Regions from separate parts of the Homo sapiens genome. Here region 1 is linked to region 2. Evidence: read pairs that join two places in POLR2A ChIA-PET (ENCODE). Cell type or tissue: PC-3. All regions are shown on one strand. Links, peaks and the distances in the headings refer to the core of each region. The heading gives the core; the rest is flanking DNA.

What was found. Peaks named below come from ENCODE experiments on the same cell type or tissue, not always from the same donor. Only the 100,000 strongest peaks of a DNase experiment are listed, where the experiment ranks them.
Region 1: POLR2A ChIA-PET joins it to region 2 with 21 read pairs; 5 of 35 experiments call an interaction of 5 or more read pairs at or near these places.

Annotation. Positions count from the first base shown.
Region 1 is chr3:57,921,943-57,927,321 of GRCh38, forward strand. It overlaps SLMAP (sarcolemma associated protein), which reads left to right. Exons shown (of 25, transcript NM_001377540.1): 23 at 947-1,081; 24 at 3,903-3,992; 25 at 5,354-5,379. The coding sequence ends at 3,986. Among named protein-coding and RNA genes, the nearest start is that of FLNB, 84 kb to the right of the region's middle. In PC-3, for the core only: no CTCF peak of the experiment used is centred there; no DNase peak of the experiment used is centred there.
Region 2 is chr3:57,997,020-58,002,398 of GRCh38, forward strand. No RefSeq gene overlaps it. Among named protein-coding and RNA genes, the nearest start is that of FLNB, 8.7 kb to the right of the region's middle. RefSeq lists an enhancer at 798-1,373. In PC-3, for the core only: no CTCF peak of the experiment used is centred there; DNase peaks (open chromatin) are centred at 2,612 and 3,912; H3K27ac peaks cover 3,740 bases.

The DNA.
Region 1 (5,379 bases), core at 161-5,160, 75 kb before region 2:
GATCCGCCCACCTTGGCCTCCCAAAGTGCTGGGATTACAGGTGTGAGCCACCGTGCCCAGCCAATGCCTGTTTTAAGTGGAGAAATAGAAATTTCCCAATCATAGTGGTCGGTACTTCAGATACATTTCTTTGCTTCATTTGCCTAGAAAATTCACTTATCCAGAACACTTTAATACCCAGTAATGCTGGGTAAAGGGAAACCTATTGGGAATTAATACTTTTTACTTCAAGACTAAAATAGCTTGGCTGACACTCCTTACTAGGATATAAACTCAGGCTTCCTAACATTGGCTATGGAATTTTTCTTCACCTACTTTTCTTTTGCTCAGTTTGAAATTTTCCTTTTCTCCTGTAACTCACTTGGTGGAAAAGTGATCCTTTATATTAAAAACAGATGACAAAATGGTGATTACTCTTAATTTTTTTTAACTCCAGGGCCAGAAAATTCTTACATGGAATAAAGTCAACATTAAAGGCTTTTCTTTTTTTTTTTTTTTTTTTGAGACGGAGTCTCCCTCTGTCACCCAGGCTGGAGTGCACAGTGGCATGATCTTGGCTCACTGCAACCTCTGCCTCCCGGGTTCAAGCGATTTTCCTGTCTCAGCCTCCCGAGTAGCTGGGATTACAGGCATGCACCACCACGCCCAGCTAATTTTTGTATTTTTAGTAGAGATGGGGTTTCTTCATGTTGGTCAGGCTAATCTCGAACTCCTGACCTCGTGATCTGCCCGCCTTGGCCTCCCAAAGTGCTGGGATTACAGGCGTGAGCCACTGCGCCCGGCCAAAAGACTTCTTATGAGTGCAAGTTATTCCTCCTTAAACAAAAAGACTTGACTTTGGTGTTCCAGGTGACTAAATAGGATCTGGCGTATAAACCTGATTAGAACCATAACATCATACCCATTTTAAGTTGTATCTGCACACTTTTTTTTTCTTTGCCTTTAGTATGAAAAGACACAGACTGTACTCTCAGAACTGAAGTTGAAGTTTGAAATGACTGAGCAGGAAAAGCAGTCAATCACAGATGAGCTCAAACAGTGTAAAAACAACCTGAAGCTGCTCCGAGAGAAAGGAAATAATGTAAGTCTTTGCAAACTTGGCTTAGCTTTGATTGAGAGGCACATGAGAGATTGAAATTGATTTTCAGAGGACTTTATCACTGATTTGTGAAGCAAATGGTACAGATGAAATAGGCTTTTCATTATGAAATTCCATGATAGAATCATTGTGCTGTCAGATTTTTGAGTAAGAATTTGTACCTTTAACCTATACTCCTAGAAGAGCCTCAGGACTGCCTGGAGGAAGAGCCTTGTTTGCAATAAAGCAGCTTGCTTAAGAACTGTCAGCTTTTCCCAGATGAGTCTGAAGCTCTGTCACTAAGCTATCATCTGGCTCTTGTTTCTCCCCTGCTGGGAAATGAAGCATTGTACCACCAGGGATCCATTTAAGAGAGAGTAGTACATGTTGTTCTTATACCAATAATGTTCTCACTGAGGCACAATTTCTAAAAAGCTTAATGTCTCTTTGTCATTCTGTAAATATTAGAAAATATTTGGTGAGTTTCTGTAGGGCTGTGAGAGAGAGAGATGAACATTTTGGTATAAATTGAGTTTAATTTTTTTGTTTTTCATTTGCTAGAAAGACAGATGGTCTTTAAAAAGATGTTATACTAAATAAATGTTGTGTTGTACGTTTTGGTGATCGTTACCTTTGTGGGCCCTGATAGATGTTTAGTGTGGTTGGTTGTGCTCTGACTTATTTAAAACCACTGTCATGGCTTGGACACTGCAGTGTGCGTGAGCCACATACTTCCTATGGAGGAAGCCACTTCGCTTACCTTGCAGCACAAGTACAAAAGAGTGATGTTGCATGGCCATCGTGTTACTCATTTGCACACAGAATGCTCATGAGTTGTGTCCAACTGTCCTTTGCTAAAGAAAGTCTTAGTTTGTAGACAGTAAAGTCTTGCTGCTTAGGTAGAAGCCTTTTAGAAGTTGATGAACTGGGTGTGGAGGCTTTATGCTAAGGAAAAATGGTTTGCATTTACTTTTCAAAATGTAGATTACATAACTCTTCTAAAATCAGATCATAATGGTTTGGTTACTTCTCTTTTGTGTTAATTCATATCCCTGGGATTATGGAATTTCAGTCTACTGCTAAATTAACCCATGAAGACATCTAGCATAATCAGAATGGATCTCCCCATACTATTTAGAACCTTTTCAAAAGTAACTTTGCTATTATTATTTATAGCTACCATTCACCTTAGGGGTGAATTTCCTTTTTTTGTGATATTGCACCTATGGTATTAAAATATTACTCTGTAATAACACTCATTGTAGCAGTTTTCTTTCCATTTTAAAAATTAATTGTATTCTGGTAACATGATTGAAAGCCCTGAGACTCAGCTGCCTTTTTTTTTTCTTTTTTCTCTTTTTTTTTGAGACGGAGTTTTGCTCTTGTTGCCCAGGCTGGAGTGCAGTGGCATGATCTCAGCTCACCGCAACATCCACCTCCCGGGTTCAAGCAGTTCTCCTGCCTTAGCCTCCTGAGTAGCTGGGATTACAGCATGTGCCACCACACCTGGCTAATTTTGTATTTTTAGTAGAGATGGGGTTTCTCCATGTTGGTCAGGCTGGTCTTGAACTCCCAACCTCAGGTGATCTGCCTGCCTTGGCCTCCCAAAGTGCTGGGATTACAGGTGTGAGCCACCGTGTCCAGCTCTGCCTGTCTTTATATACCAAACCTTTATTACATGTGAAATCTCTTGCCTGATTTAGGAAGCACGCATTATCACAGGGCATTTATTTTGAAGCTTGAAAGCAGTATCATCTAATAAGCAAAAGAGCTTTGGTTGAAAAAAAAAATTTGTTAGAGGGATAAAATAACCATTGCTGAGGGAGTACATTGTCAAATAATGGATTTCAGGTATCGAGCAAAAATAGTGTACTGTCAAGCAGAGAGCATCAGCTGGTGGTGAAGTATTGTCAGTGTTTTTTGTTTTTTGTTTTTTGTTTTTTTTTTTTTTGGTGACAGGGTCTTGCTCTGTCACCCAGGCTGGAGTGCAGTGGCATGATCTCACCTCACTTCAGCCTTGACCTTCCCAGTTCAAGCAATGCTCCCACCTCAGCTTCCCAAGTAGCTGGAATTACAGATGTGTGCCACCATGCTCAACTAATTTTTGTATTTTTTGTAGGGACAGGGTTTTGCCATGTGGTCCAGGCTGGTCTCAAACTCCTGGCCTTAAGCAATCTGCCCACCTCAGCTTGCCAAAGTGCTGGGATTACAGTCATGAGCCACTGCATTCGGCCTGCTCTGTCTTCATGTGCTATATTTCATTAGAATGTTAGGTACACCCACATTGCCCATTGCCTTCAGCTGTTTCTTTCTCTTTTTTTTTTTTTTTCAACGGAGTCTCTCTCTGTCACCCAGCTTGGAGTGCAGTGGCACTCTCAGCTCACTGCAACCTCTGCCTCCTGGTTCAAGCAATTCTCCTGCCTTAACCTCCAGAGTAGCTGGGATTACAGGCATGCACCACCATGCCTGGCTAACTTTTGTATTTTTAGTAGAGACAGCATTTCACCATGTTGGCCAGGCTGGTCTCAAACTCCTGACCTCAGGTGATCCACCTGCCTCAGCCTCCCAAAGTGCTGGGATTACAGGCATTGAGCCTAACGGTTCCTAGCTATTCCTTTTAAACTGATAGTTTCCCAACTTGCATACCACAGTCTATCAGATTGTGTTAGATGTCTTTAAAATGTTTGAATCTGTGTAAAACCTGAGTGGTATACTTCTATTATTTCATTCTTTCTTCCTACCTCCCACCCTACTGGGGTCTGAATCCTCTTATCTGATTACTTTCATAGCATAAAATGATTTTAATATGCCTTCCCTTCTTTAGCCTTCCATATTACAACCCGTCCCAGCCGTATTCATCGGCCTATTCCTGGCTTTCCTGTTTTGGTGTTTCGGTCCATTGTGGTAGAGAAAGGTACAAGCACTATTGTTGAGTCCTTGTCTGTTTGTCCCCGTCACCTTTTTGTGCCATATTTGTAATATAGTGCATGGCAAGAACACACAGGTATTTTGTTACCTGAAGCAAACCCTTCATTTAGTATGCCGTGTATTTGTGTCATACCAATGAACTGAACAGTCAACTAATCCCATAACTTTTTGTCTTGTTTACTTTGTAGTAATGCTAACCATGAGTTAATTCCAACCTAACCAGTTGTTAATATGCTTCCATTAACTGAGTCTTTATCTCTAGCAAACTGGAGTGCACTATGAATTTCTGCAATATTAGTACCCTCTTTCCAATTATGTGTTTAATCAGATTTGAATGAGAAATGAAGAGTTTGCCTCCTTGAAGTTTTCAGCCAGCCTTCTTCCCCTTCCTCCTTATCCTCTTCCTTTTCATAGTGTAGATTTTCTTTGTTTCAACCCTTTGCCTGTTTATACTATGGCTATGAAGATGAAAAATAATGAGATTAACATAATGAACCATTGGCTCACAATCTCAACCCTATTGTGTACTTGCAAGGATATAAATGTATCCCATTTCTTTCTGAGCCCTGACCTGCAACATCAGAATATTTCTTTAAAAACCAGTTTTTCTCAATAACACTTCTGGAATACAAGTAAAAATAAAAGTGTCAACCAAAGCAAGTTGATCTTATAAAGCCCTCTAAAAGCTAGCAGGCAACAGCCCATCCATGCTTGTTTCTAACTGGCATGCATGTTAGTAGAGCATATGCGGTGATCATGTGGCTTTATTACACTGAACAGAGTCTATACCAGAATTATCAGACAGGCAGGATCCCTAATGTTACTTTTCCATCTTGAACCCTGTTTGATTTTGTCTTCTGTGGTTTCAAGTTGGACGACCAAAGCCTAGACCATTATCACCTTAGCCACTATCCCCTTGCATAAAATATCCCAACATGTGAGTCTGGTTCTTATCAAGAAATAAACATTTTAGGCAGAAACATACTACAGGTGTCTATATACATCAGTTATATTGGAATATATGGATACCAGAGTAAATAAAGCAGGCAGAGCCCACAAATTTTCTTAGAAGTCACTATTAGGTTTCAACTGTAACAAAGTTGAAAACTTCCCAGGACTTTCTTGGGACGTGTTAGACTTCCAAATTGGTGTTCCTGCTATTATGACTCTTCTTATACCTGCACTCCCTCACTTTTTTTTTTCTTTTCAAACTTTATATTTATGATGCAGAAATAAGATTTTTCCAATATTCTGTTAAGTATTCAGGACTCTCTGGAACCAAGGGGTTAATAGGTATGAAAAGAGAGGGGAGAATGTGATATTGACTCTTGGTTTCTTTCCACACAGAAACCCTGGCCCTGGATGCCCATGTT
Region 2 (5,379 bases), core at 224-5,223:
GCTCAAGCCATCTTCCCACCTCAGCCTCCTGAGTAGCAGGGGCTACAAGTGCACACCACCATGCCCTGTACTTTTTGTAGAGATGGGATTTTGCTATATTGTCCAGGCTGGCCTCGAACTCCTGAGCTCAAACAATCTGCCCACCTCTGCCTCCCAAAGTGCTGGGATTACAGTTGTGAGCCACTGCACCCAACTGCTATTTTTGTTTCTAAAATGTGCACACAAATTAAATCATACAAATTCATGCTGGTCTGTAACTTGCTTCTCCCCTCCTCCTGCTTTACAATAAATATTCAGATAAGCCTATATAGATCCATTACATTCTTTTAAGAAGTACAGCTGAGTGCAGTGGTTCATCCCTGTAATCTCAGCACTTTGGGAGACCAAGGTGGGAGGATCACTTGAACCCAGGAGTTGGAGACCAGCCTAGGTGACATAATAAGACCCCATCTCTAAAAAAAAAAAAAAAAAAAAATTATTTTAAAAGTGCCAAAGTAGCCCATCTGATGGATGTACTGTAATGCAGCTCCTTTCAAACTTGAATGAGCACATGGATCACCTTAGGGGTCTTGTTAAACTGCAGCCCCTGATTCAGTGGGTCTGGGTGGCACCTGAGATTCTGCACACTCCCAGGTGACGTCCAGGCTGCTAGTGGGACCACATTTTTTTTTTTTGAGACAGAGTCTTGCTCTGTCACCCAGGCTGGAGTACAGTGGTGCTATCTTGGCTCAGTGCAACCTCTGCCCCAGATTCAAGCAATTCTCCTGTCTCAGCCTCCCGAACAGCTGGGATTACAGGCATCTGCCATCATGCTCAGCTAATTTTTGTATTTTTAGTAGAGGCGGGTTTCACCATGTTGGCCAGGCTGGTCTTGAGCTCCTGACCTCAAGTGATCCGCCTACCTCAGCCTCCCAAAGTGCGGGGATTACAGGTGTGAGTCACCTCGCCCGGCCCTAGTGGGACCACATGTTATCAGTCCACTAGTGAGGGATATTTAGCTTGCTGTAAAAAGTGCTGCAATAAACTTCCTTGAAGATACATTCTGGAGTGCTACAGAATAGGTTTTGGAGTTAGAAAGCAAAAGGGTGGCTGGGCGTGGTGGCTCATGCCTATAATCCCAGCACTTTGGGAGGCCGAGGCGGGTGGATCACTTGAGGCCAGGAGTTCCAGACAAGCCTGGCCAACATGATGAAACCCTGTCTCTACTGAAAATACAAAAATTAGCCAGGTGTGATGGTGGGTGCCTGTAATCCCAGCTACTTGGGAGGCTGAGGCAGGATAATTGCTTGGACCTGCGAGGTGGAGGTTGCAGTGAGCCAAGATCGTACCACTGCACTCCAACCTGGGTGACAGAGACCCTGTCAACAAAAAAAGGAAAGAAAGAAAGAGGAAGAAAGAAGAAAGAAAAGAAGGAGAAAGAAAGAAAAGAAAGAAAGAGAAAGAGAGAAAGAAAAGAGAAAGAAAAGGAAGGAAAGAGAAAGAGAAAGAAAAGAAAAGAGAAAGGAAAAGAACGAAAAAGAAAGAAAGAGACAAAGAAAGAAAGAGAGAAAGAAAAGGAAGAAAGAAAGAAAGAAAAGCAAAAGTTGAGTTCTGATGCTGTCACTGTGTGACCTTGAGCAAGTCACTTCACCTTTCCGAGCTCTCCCCACTCCATAGCAATTCAATGAGTGATCATAAACGCCTCCACTCTTTTAGATAATAGGGATAAGAATAAACACTCTGTTCTCGGGCGCTCTGAGAATAATACTGCTAACTCTGGCTGGCGGAGGAGTAGATGAGATAAGGACAGAAAAGGGCTTTGTCAGCGTAAAGCCATTCGCAAAGGGGAAGCTCTGTTCCAGTTGGAAGGCAGACTGGCTTTGCCAGGTGAGCAGTAGCTAGACAGTTTTCTTTAGCAGAAAAGTGCTCTGTGGCATTTGTCTGCAGTTAAAACAAAATAAAACAGAGTCACACAAAAATCTTCTAAAGAAGTGAAAGTCAGACTGGGTGGAGGAAGACAGCCCACTCATTTGCAAATTGCACATGTGAGATTCTAGTGAGACTAAGGTGGGGTGTGAGGCATGCTCTGGCCATGGGTTCCACCTTGGGCTGGGAAGGGCCAGTGGGAGGAAGTTGAGGCCCTTAGCAGGCCCTGATTCCCCACCTCTGCTGAGGAACAACACGCAGATGTGGAGTGAAGGGTGGCTGCCGCCTTCATTCTCTTACCACAGAAAGGTAAGCTGTGCTTTGGGCAGTTAGGGCTGTGTGTTCTGAAGGATTGAAGAGATCTCCAAGATGCAGAGCTGGCTTCTAGAGTCGGTTAGACTAGGGTTCAAATTCAGATTCTGACACTTAATACCCACAGGAGCTTGCATAGGGGACTTTCTCTTTGAGCCTCAGTTTCCCAACTTGTGCTACAGGGATGATAATGTTAGTACAGTAGTTCTCCTTTGTCCACAGTTTCACTCTCCATGGTTTCAGTTTGCTACAGCTAACTACAATAAAAAAAACATGGAAAATTCCAGAAAGAATTCATGTTTTACATTGCACACCGTTCTGAGTAGCGTGATAAAATCTCACCCTGTCCCACCCTGTCCTGCCTGGGACGTGAATCATCCCTTTGTCCAGTGTGTACACATGCTGTCTACGCCACCTGCTCATGGTCCTCTTAGTTATCAGATTGAAAAAGCATGGGAAATATAGGATTCAGCACTGTGGGCAGCCTCACGCATTCACTGGAGGTCTTAGAACATGTGTGTCACAGATAAGGGGGGACTATTGTATCACACTCAGTAACACACACAGTATTCTTGAGATTTAAAAAAGGATGCGGTGGCTCACGTATGTAATCCCAACACATTGGGAGGCAGAGGCAGGCAGATCACTTGAGTCCAGGAGTTTGAGACCAGCCTGAGCAACATGGAAAGACCCCTATCTCTACAAAAAATACAAATATTTGGGCGTGGTGGTGATGTGCACCTGTGGTCCCAGCTACTCACAAGGCTGAGGTGGAAGGATCGCTTAAGCCTGGGAGGTCCAGGCTGCAGTGAGCTGCCATGACACCTTCGCAATCTGCCTTGGTGACGGAGTGAGACCCTGTCTCCAAAAAAAAAAAAAAAAAAAAAAAGAAAAAAGAAAAGAAAAAAGATAACCCATGTTAAGATACTTAGTGTGGCATTTCTTACATCTGTGAGGATCAAAGGAGAGACTATAGATACAATCACTTAGCCCACTGTGTGAATAAACAGACAGTAGAGAATTGCTGTCATGAAAATTGCTCTGCCCTGCCCCTTCTGATCTCCACCTTGGCTGCTGGATTAAGAGTGGGAGGGTTGGAGTGAAGGCCTGTGCCTTCTTTTTTATTTTTTGAGTCAGGGTCTCACTATGTTGCCCAGGCTGGTCTCCAACTCCTGCGCTCAAGAAATCCTTCCACCTCAGCCTCCCGAATGGCTGGGATTGCAAGGATGAGCCCCCCGGCCGGACTCCCATGCCTTCTTCAAGCAGCCTGCCTGCCAGCAGCCCCTGCCTTATCTCAGGTCAAGGCTGGCTGGTGGCGCCATTTTGAATCTGGAACTGCAAAATGCCATTATCTTTTGCTACCTGGTGGGGAAGGCCTGCCCTCTCAGCACTCCTCCTCTTCTTCCCACCTGAGTGGGCTTCCTCCCAGCACCCTACCCAGATGGTCTCAGGACCTTCACAGCCAGACTGGGGCTGGGGGGTGAGCACACCCACCTGTCTAGGGAGCTGTTGAGAAACCAGCTCCTCCTTCCTCTCAGGGTGGAGGCAAAGGAAATATGCTTCTTTATATTTTGCTTCTCTTTCTTGGTGGCAGGGTGTGGACATTGGTGTAAAATTACAACTGAGAAGGCCCCCGCCCTGGGGTGAGGACTCCTGGGGCCCCACCCTGGGGAGGACATGAATTCATTTTGCAAGTCCTGACTCTCTATCTCTATTTCCTTTGGAAAGCGGGCTTCTAAATCTGGAACCTTCAGCCTGCATTCTTTGGATGTTCAGTCATGAAGGTGCAGTGATGATCATGATAATAGCAGTATTAACTCCCTCAGTTGATACTTATTTGCTAAGTGCTATGCCCCCAGTTTCTCATTTATCAGAAACTCCTGGAAGACATGTTAACAATGGCGGTTACCTGTAAGGAAACAAACTCTGGGTAGCTCCAGGTCCTTGCAGTTAATCATAACTGTTCCCGGGGGACTTTTTTAGTATCCACGCTCTGCCACTCTGTGATCTCAGGCATATGACTACCCCTTTCAGCCTCAGTTGCCTTACCTGTAAAATGGGGATAATAACAACACCTCCTAGGGTTCTTGTGAAGACTAAATGAGATAACATCAGTACTCCAGAAATGGAAGCTTCTATTACTATGGCCACCACTACTTTTACTATTACAAATATCCTGACATTAATATAATGACTACAATAGTGGACCCCAGGACACTGAGAAACCACAGAATGAAGGTTCACCTGGGACCCCTCTCACAGAGCTGGGATTCCTGAATTGTGCAAGTGGGTTTCACATATAGAAATGGAAGTCCAAGCATTAGGAAAAATAACTAATGCATACTGGGCTTAATACCTAGGTGATGGGTTGATAGGTGCAGCAAACCATCATGGCACATGTTTACCTATGTAACAAACCTGCACATCTGCATATGTACCCTGCAACTTAAAAATAAATAATAAATAAATAAATATGCCAGGTGCAGTGGCTCATGCCTGTAATCCCAGCACTTTGGGAGGCCGAGGCAGGTAGATCACCTGAGGTTAGGAGTTCGAGACCAGCCTGACCAACATGGTGAAACCCCGTCTCTACCAAAAATACAAAATTAGGCTGGGCGCGGTGGCTCATGCCTGTAATCTTAGCACTTTGGTAGGCTGAGGAGGGCAGATCATGTGAGGTCAGGAGTTCAAGACCAGCCTAGCCAACAGGGTGAAACCCTGTCTCTACTAAAATACAAAAATTAGCCGGGCATGATGGCAGGTGCCTGTAATCCCAGCTACTCGGGAGGCTGAGACAGGATAATCGCTTGAACCCAGGAGACAGTGGTTGCAGTGAGCGGAGATCATGCCACTGCACTGCAGCCTAGGGGACTGAGAGAGATTCCGTCTCAAAAAAAAAAAAAAAAAGTAACTCGGTGTGGTGGCACATACCTGTAATTCCAGCTACTTGGGGGGCCTGAGGCAGAATTGCTTGAACCTGGAAGGCGGAGGTGAGCTGAGATCATGCCATTGCACTCCAGCCTGGGCAAAAAGAGTGAAATTCTGTTTTAAAAAAACAGATTAAAAAATAAATAAATAAATAAAAGAAAAAAAAGAAAGAAAGAAATGGAGGTCCCAAGGTTAGGATCTTGGTGAGACCACTATGGGTTGCCAACTTATTCA